Regions from separate parts of the Homo sapiens genome. Here regions 2 and 3 are each linked to region 1. The links are chromatin contacts, found by Hi-C or POLR2A ChIA-PET in ENCODE. All regions are on one chromosome and are shown on one strand. The core of a region is the stretch at or near the end of the contact, and the rest is flanking DNA. Distances in the headings are between cores, read along the strand shown. Region 1 holds the start of PHF20 (PHD finger protein 20). Region 2 has its middle 12 kb from the start of EPB41L1. Region 3 holds the start of NORAD (non-coding RNA activated by DNA damage).

What was found. A loop is a pair of places that touch in the nucleus more often than their neighbours do. ChIA-PET counts read pairs that join two places held with the same protein, here RNA polymerase II (POLR2A). Pooled maps may share reads with other maps.
Region 2: a loop to region 1 is called in a pooled map, with 11 times the contacts of the local background. The contact joins the enhancer-like site here to the promoter of PHF20 in region 1. A Hi-C loop is called at or near these places in 1 of 37 single-sample maps with no recorded cell type and 3 of 50 pooled maps. POLR2A ChIA-PET finds 5 or more read pairs at or near these places in 1 of 52 experiments (OCI-LY7).
Region 3: a loop to region 1 is called in a map with no recorded cell type, with 10 times the contacts of the local background. The contact joins the promoter of NORAD here to the promoter of PHF20 in region 1. A Hi-C loop is called at or near these places in 4 of 37 single-sample maps with no recorded cell type and 11 of 50 pooled maps. POLR2A ChIA-PET finds 5 or more read pairs at or near these places in 3 of 52 experiments (MCF 10A, PC-3 and PC-9).

Annotation. Positions count from the first base shown.
Region 1 is chr20:35,770,759-35,773,272 of GRCh38, forward strand. It overlaps PHF20 (PHD finger protein 20), which reads left to right and starts at 1,257. Exons shown (of 18, transcript NM_016436.5): 1 at 1,257-1,321. RefSeq lists a silencer at 1,325-1,704.
Region 2 is chr20:36,141,696-36,144,209 of GRCh38, forward strand. It overlaps a transcript of EPB41L1 not described here. Among named protein-coding and RNA genes, the nearest start is that of EPB41L1, 12 kb to the right of the region's middle. RefSeq lists a silencer at 1,520-1,569. Within about 2 kb of position 1,261, at least 8 of the 41 ENCODE cell types and tissues checked have a DNase peak (open chromatin) inside an H3K27ac peak, as active enhancers do; they include OCI-LY7, where a contact is called at or near this core.
Region 3 is chr20:36,049,705-36,052,218 of GRCh38, forward strand. It overlaps NORAD (non-coding RNA activated by DNA damage), which reads right to left and starts at 1,256. Exons shown (of 1, transcript NR_027451.1): 1 at 1-1,256. RefSeq lists enhancers at 253-1,452, 933-1,504 and a silencer at 992-1,201.

The DNA of each region.
Region 1 (2,514 bases), core at 7-2,506:
CAAAAAAAAAAAAAAAAAGTGGCCAAGTACGGTGTTAATTCCAGCACTCTGGGAGGCTGAGGTGGGTGGACTGCTTGAGCCCAGGAATTCAAGACCAGCCTGGGCAACATCGTGAAACTGCGTCTCTACAAAAAAATGCAAAAATTAGCCAGGTGCACACCTGTGGTTCCAGCTATCTGGGAGACTGAGGTGGGAGAATTGCTTGGGCCTAGGAGGTGGAGGTTATGAGGAGCCGAGACTGCGCCACTGCACTCCAGCCTGGGTGACACAGTGAGACCGTGTCTCAAAAAAAAAAAAAAATTAGCTAGGCATGGTGGCATGGGCCTGCAGTCCCAGCTACTCAGAAGGTTGAGCTGGGACCACAGGTGCGCACGTTCACGCCTGGCTAATTGTTGTATTTCTTGGAGAGACGGGGGTCTAGCTATGTTGCCCAGGCTGGTCTCGAACTCCTGAGCTCAAGTGATCTACCCACCTCAGCCTCTCATAGTGTTGGGATTACAGGCGTGAGCCACTGCTCCTGGTCTCATATTCTTTTGGGGTGGCTTCAACTCCGACCTTCGTCCCCAGAGAAAATACAGCTCCTTATCCTTAGCAGCAATTGGAAACCTTTCTAGGAGTTAATGATAAAGTGGGGGAGAAATGAGTGCAAAGGCTCTGAGATGAGAAGAACCTGGATTGTTAGCGGAGTTGAAGGACACTGAGAATGTGGGGGAGCTGGATTCGTGAGGATAAGAAAGCAGCAGGTCAGGTCCAGACTTTGAAGAGCCTGGTAGATAGTCTAGGTGAAGAGTTAGATCTTAATCCGGAGTAGGGAGGGAAACGAGCTTTGAGCAGGGGATGGCGTTTTGAAAAGACCTCTCTGCCGGTGTACGAAGAATGGATTAGAACGGCGAAGAGTAATAGGGTGGAAACCATCTTCATCTTGGAGAGAGATGGTGGTCGCTTCGATGGAGAAATGGGAAGCTTTGAGACGCATTTAGGTGGCAAAATTAACGGGTGATGGATAGCGTCCATTCCCCGGCTTCGGTGATCTCAGTGATTACGAGTGAGTGGGGACTTCGTGTTCCTGCTAGGGCGCGGGCCTGTTTCCCGCGCGTCAGGGTAGTGGGCGTGGCCTGCGCAGGCCGTTGCCACAGTGATCGGGCAGACGGGGCAGGGGGCGGGGCAGCTGGGACCTTACGTCACTCGGTGGTGGCGATGATGCGTGTGTGTGGGGGGCGGGGCATACGCTGGGCGCGTCCCGGGGGTCACGTGGTGCAGAGCACGCAGAGTCCTTCTGTCGGTTGGTCCTGGAGCGGCGCAGCCGGAGTGGGGCCGTGAGGTGAGCTCGCGGCCAGGCGAAGCCGGCCGGCCGGGCCGGGTTGGGCCGGGCCCGCGCTGCGCGCGCGCCGTGCGGGCGGGGACGGCGACGGACGCCACCGCTGCTTCGGTCCCCTGCCCGGCCCCGCTCCCCGCCTGGCCCCGCTCGCCCAGCCTGGAGGGAGGCCCTGGGACTGCTGCTGAGAGCGTGGCGGGCGTGCGAGCGGTGCCCAATCCCCGGGGCTACCCGCAAGAGTGGCGGCGGCTGCCGCCAATCAGCGCCGCCCGAGGGGGCTGGGCCGTGGGGTGCGGGCCCGGGGCGCGGAGCGGGCCGTGTTGGGGGTGCGGGTAAGCCCTAGGGCCCGAGCCTGAGCTGTGTGGGCACCTAGAGCCTCATCAGCAGCCTCTGCTATTGCCTTGCGCTTTGGGAATATGTTTTTTAAAATTGGCTTTTTTTATCCTATTCTGGGGAGCACATTCCTTTCTCAAGACCCCAAATATGGGAGTGTCCCTTTTCTCTATAGTTTTGAAAACTGGGCGGCACACCCCCTTTCTTAAGCTCTAGCTCTGGAATTTTATCTAAATTTCTAAAAGCCCTCCCCCCCCCAAATTTAGGGCGTACCCTCTTCCGTCAGCCCCCAAAGTGGGAGCACATTCCTTTTTTCGGGCCTCCAATTTGATTCTGCATTTCCGTTCCAATTTAGAGGTTCACCCTGTTATCGGGTCCTCAGATCTGGGGTCCATTAGCTAAAGTTTTGGGATACTTTCTTGTATCCCCTCTACTCCAAGGAAGAATTCCCCTTTTCCAGGTCCCAAATCTGACAGCATGCCTTCTGGAATTTCTTACATTTAGGGGCCACTTCCTTTCCTCAGCCCTTCAAACCTGAGGTTGGGCCGAAAACAATGTCCAAATTTTGAAGTTTATGGGTACTTATTTCCAGTTTCACAAATAAGGGAATTCACTGCCTTCTCCCGAGACTGTATTATTGGGGTTACACACTTTTCACGTGTTCCCCAAATCAAACTACCTTATTTCCTGAAGGAGACTCATTTTCATATCTGGGAGTATATTTGTTTCTTGTGCCCCCCAAATGTACGAGGTGAACCCCTTTTAGTTATACAACTCTCAGAGTGCAGCCACTTTCCAGATGCTTCTTAAATTTGGGGGGCACACCTTTTTGTGAGTCCTCTCATTTCCAGGTGGCGAGTGGTCTG
Region 2 (2,514 bases), core at 11-2,510, 370 kb after region 1:
CAAGACCCAAATGTACACAAAAGAAATAATTCCACTATCATAAAACAACGTCTGGTAACATGTTTTAAAATATTTCCTGTTTGCTTTTTTCTAGGCATGTACACATACATACATATTTTATAGAAATTGGGGCCAGGCACGGTGGCTCACGCCTATAATCCCAGCACTTTGGGAGGCTGACGTGGACAGATCACTTGAGGTCAGGAGTTCGAGACCAGCCTGGCCAACATGGTGAAACCCTGTCTCTTCTAAAAATACAAAAATTAACCAGGCGTGGTGGCGGGGCACCTGTAATCCCAATTACTCGGGAGGCTGAGGTGGGAGAATTGCTTGAACCCAGGAGGCGGAGGTTGCAGTGAGCCGAGATCATGCCACTGCACTTCAGCCTGGGCAATAGAGCAAAAACTCCATCTCAAAAAAAAAAAAAAAGAAAAGAAAAAAGAACAAAAAACGTATTTTGTAGAAATTGGATCATTTGTTACGTACCATTTTGTCTCTGCTTTTTTACCTGTATTGTGTTAAGAACATGATTATATAGCCACATATAGATCCACAACATTATTTTGTGTGGCTGCGTAGTATTTCAGCATATGTATGTATCACTATTTTTATAACGTAGCCACTATTATTGGACATATATATTAACTCCAATGCTCTACTTTACTCCTGTATACAGTGCTTAGACAAATGTTCTTATAGCCACATCTTTGTGTCATTCATTGTTCCCTAAGGATCCATTCCTAAAAAAGGAATTTCTGCGTTAAACGGTATGCACACTTTTAAGGCTTATCATGTACTTTTTCAACGATGAAAGATGAAACCAGTTGATAGCTGCATTGACACTGTCTGAATCTGCCCAATTTATTGGCGGCTCATTATCTTAATAACCCGGCAGCGGTAGCTTAGTGGGTGGGAGGCTCACTTGCACGGATTGGGCGGAGGGAGGCATCAATAGCCACTCTAAAAGGACTTTGCAAAGAGAGGCCCCTGGGTGGCCTGATGGGGCTGGGTTGGACTGTGTTGAAGGGGCTTACCTGCCCGGGCTGTGCTGTGCTGTGCTGTGTTGGCCCGACTGTATTGGTTATGGGAGGCTGTGCTGGGCAGTTGGGCTGGGTTGGCTGCACTGGCTCAGGCCTGGCAGTCTTGTCCCTGGTGTGATCCTGGGCTCAGCCTGGTGTGATCAGCGTAGTCACCAATCCAAGACATTCATTCTAGAAGCTGGCATGGCCTCCGTGGCCATGCTGACAGACTTGTCCATTCACGTAGTGGAGAGTGATTCATCAGAGCTGGTGGTGGCAGCAGTAACTCTGACAGAGTGGAACTGCTCTCACCATCCTGTCACTTGGCCTCTAAAAATAACTCCTGCCGGTTCCGAGTGACCGCACCGCCAGGTGTCTGGAGGTGCAGTCCTGTGGTTGTGGCTATGTGAGGGAGGGTGTGTTTGTGTGTGTGTGTGTGTGTGTGTGTGTGTGTGTGTGTGTGTGTGTTGGGGATAGAGGTGCCATCTGGGGGCCTCTTGATTGGTTGACCTCTGAGCCAGGGCTTTGGGGTGGGAGTATGAGAGGCAGACCAGGCTCGCTCTTTTCTACCCTCTCATAGCTGGGGACAGAGACAGCTAGTGGGGGTAGCAGTATTTTTCAGGACTGTGTGCTCACTCCCTGCTGAAAAAGGGCAGAGAGAGTGGAATGGAGAGGGTGACTTCAGAGGCAATATGACAAGGGTGAGGCAGGCTCTGGGGAAGCACAGCATTTAGCCAATCAACATCTATGTCCCACAAAAGCCCACATAAAAGCTCATCGTCTTAGTGAAGTCTTTAATGTAGGGTTCCTTTAAATTAGATACAAAATACAAAATACACACATATACAGCTAATTTCTTATCGTGGCTGATTAGAGATCATCTAGCCCAAGTCTTAACCAAGGGGATTATCTATCTATCACTCAGGGGGTGATCTATGCATGGGCTTCATGAGCTCTCTTGATACCTGAAAGATGATAAAGGTAGGTATGTGTGTGTGTGAGTGTGACTTTGTGTGTGTGTATGTGTGTGCAGGTGCATACCCATGTACATTTTTCTAGGAGAAGCTCTGCAGTTTTCATTGCATTTTCAAAGGAAATCAGGACCGATAAAAGGTTTTCTTTTTCTTTTTCTTTTTTTTTCTTTTTTCTTTTTTTTGAGACAGTGTCTCGCTCTGTTGCCCAGGCTGGAGTGCAGTGGCGCGATTTTGGCTCACTGCAACCTCTGCCTCCCGGGTTCAAGTGATTCTCCTGCCTCAGCCTCCCAAGTAGCTGGGACTACAGGCGCACGCCACCATCCCTGGCTAATTTTTGTATTTTTAGTAGAGATGGGGTTTCACCATGTTGGCCAGGCTAGTCTCAAACTCCTGACCTCAGGTGATCTGCCCGCCTCGGCCTCCCAGAGTGTAAGAATTACAGGCGTCAGCCACTGCGCCCAGCCCCCTAAAAGGTTTAGAACTGCGCTAGTCCAACCCCCTCATATTACAGGTAAGGAAAT
Region 3 (2,514 bases), core at 6-2,505, 280 kb after region 1:
CAAAAAGGTATTTACAAAATGTGATTTTGCTACCTCTAATTTTAACATATCAGGCACTTCAGAACATCTAAAAAGAAGAGACATTTCAAAAAAGCTTAGCATTGTCAACTATATACACAGTAGTGAGGAATAAAATGCACACAAAACAATGGATAGAATATGAAAATGTCTTCTAAATATGACCAGTCTAGCATAGAACCTTCTTCTCTTCCTTCTCAGGTCTTCCAGCTCCATGTCATCTAACCCACTTAACAAACGTGGACGTATCGCTTCCAGAGGCCGTCTTAACAACTCCATTTCCAAAAGTCATCTCCAGAAGACATGTATTTTCTATGATTTCTTTTAAACAAATGAGAATTTACAAGATGTGTAACTTTCTAACTCTATTTTATCATACGTCGGCAACCTCTTTCCATCTAGAAGGGCTAGATGTGACAAATGTTTTCTATTAAAAGGTTGGGGTGGAGTTGAGAGCAGCTTTTTCATATTATATACACAGGCCTTCCATAAACGGCCAGTAAATCTTCCCAGAGGGTGGTGGGCATTTCCAACGGGCCAAACGTGGCCTGTCATTCTACCATTTCTCTCTTCCGACAGCAAAGTCTGGTAGAATGAAGACCAACCGCCCGATGGCCGCTAACCGTTCCACCCGTCGTCGTTCGGGACTTCGCTCACCTTCCAGGCCCCTTAAGGCCTTTGTCCGTTGTCGTCAGGACTAGGTAGGTCTCGCCCAATGGCGACAGAGTGGTCACCCGGGAACCGGATCTGCGCGGCTCCGTGGCCTAAAGAGGCGGCCGAGCCTGCTTGCGTCCCTAGGCCGCCTTCCCGGGCCGTCCACGCCTTAATGGCCTCCGCCGCGCGGCGTTCGAGCTGCCGCCATACTTCCCGGCCCACCACGCCCAGCGCCGCCCAAAGGCGCTGCGTCCCGGCGGCTCTGCGGGGGTTTCGTCGAGGCTTGGGTCGGGAGACCCGGGTGCCGGCGGGGTCCGGGCTGGGAGACGCCACGGCCGCCATTAGTCACCGAGGTGGGGTGGGAAAGAGAGGTTCGCTGCGGCTTCAAGGTCTGGGCACAGCCAGTGGGCGGGCACAGCCAGTGGGCAGCCACAGCAGAGGCCTCCGTTATCTGCAGGGCAGAGGGCTCGGCCTGTCCCGGGGCCCCCCAGTTCACCCGCCGGCCCGGGGCCGGAGGGCCTGGAGGGCCCTGGAGGAGCGGGCTGCGTTCTGCGTCTCTCCGCGATCTCTGCCGGACCGGAACTGACTTGGCAGTTCTCTGCGCTGGCAAGAGAGGAGCGGTACCGGAAGTGCCCTTGCGCTGGGGGCCCGCGAGCCGTGGTTCCGGGTCTGCAATGTTCCGGCGTGGGGGTGGGGAATGGGGAATGGGGTGTGGTCACGTGGGGTTAGGGCCCCCTCCACCCCGCTTGCTCTTCGCAACGGAAATTGCTACTGGCCTCAGAATTCCCTGAGCAAACGTTGCTTCTCTATCTCCTTACTCCTCCGGTGCTGGATAAGAAGACTCCAATATTTCATTTATTGACTCATTTACCACCTGTTTACCGAGCACCTATGTGCCTCTAAGCACGGGGGAGTGCAGCAGTAAAGAAAAAAACACAGGAAAATTTCTGCTCTCCTAAAATTTACATTCTAGTAAGGGAAACAACAATAAACAAGATCCTTAAAATGCATAAAAGGGTAGATAGCGAAAGTGCTTTGGAAACATAAAAAGGAAAGAGGAATATGAAGTGCAGGTGCGGAATGCTTTATAGTACGGCCAGGTGACTCTGGAGCAGAGACCCGAAGGAGGCGAGGGGATGAGCCATGCTTGGAGATGTCTGTAGGGGAACAGCTTATGCACAGGCCACAAAGCCGAAGCATGTGGGCCAGGCCTGTTCCAGGAACAGCAAAGAGGCTGGGGAAGAGAGGAGAGAAATGGGACCATGGGAGGGAGTTGAACTGCAGTGCGGGAGAGCTGAAGTGGAGGCAGGGGCAGAAGCAGGGAGACCTGATAACTGACTGTTGCAATCAAGCAGGTGAGCTATGATAGGGACTTATGCCAGGGCGACGACAGCAAAGGGGGCAAAAAGTGGTTGAATTCAGGGGTTGACATAAGCTCAAGTCTATAAGATTTGCTGACGGACCAGATGTGAAGTGGGAGAGCGAGAACTGAAAGATGACTCCACACTTTTTGGCCTGAGCAAATGAAAAGGCAGCCGCCTTAAGTGAGATGGAAGAAACCATGGGAGGAGCAAGCTTTGGGGAGAACACCAGGAGCTGAGTTTTAGGCATGTTAAGTTTGAGATGTCTGTTTGACATTCAAGTGGAAATGTCAAGCAGACAGATGGATTTATGAGTCTGGCATTCAGGGAAAGGTTTGAACTGGAGATGAATCTTTGGGAGTCGTCAGCATATAGATGTCTTTAAAACCTTGAGGCTGCATGAGAGAACCAAGAGAGGGACAAGGTCTGAGGTCTGATCCCTGGGTAACGTTTACAGGTCAGGGAATGAGAAGGAACCAGC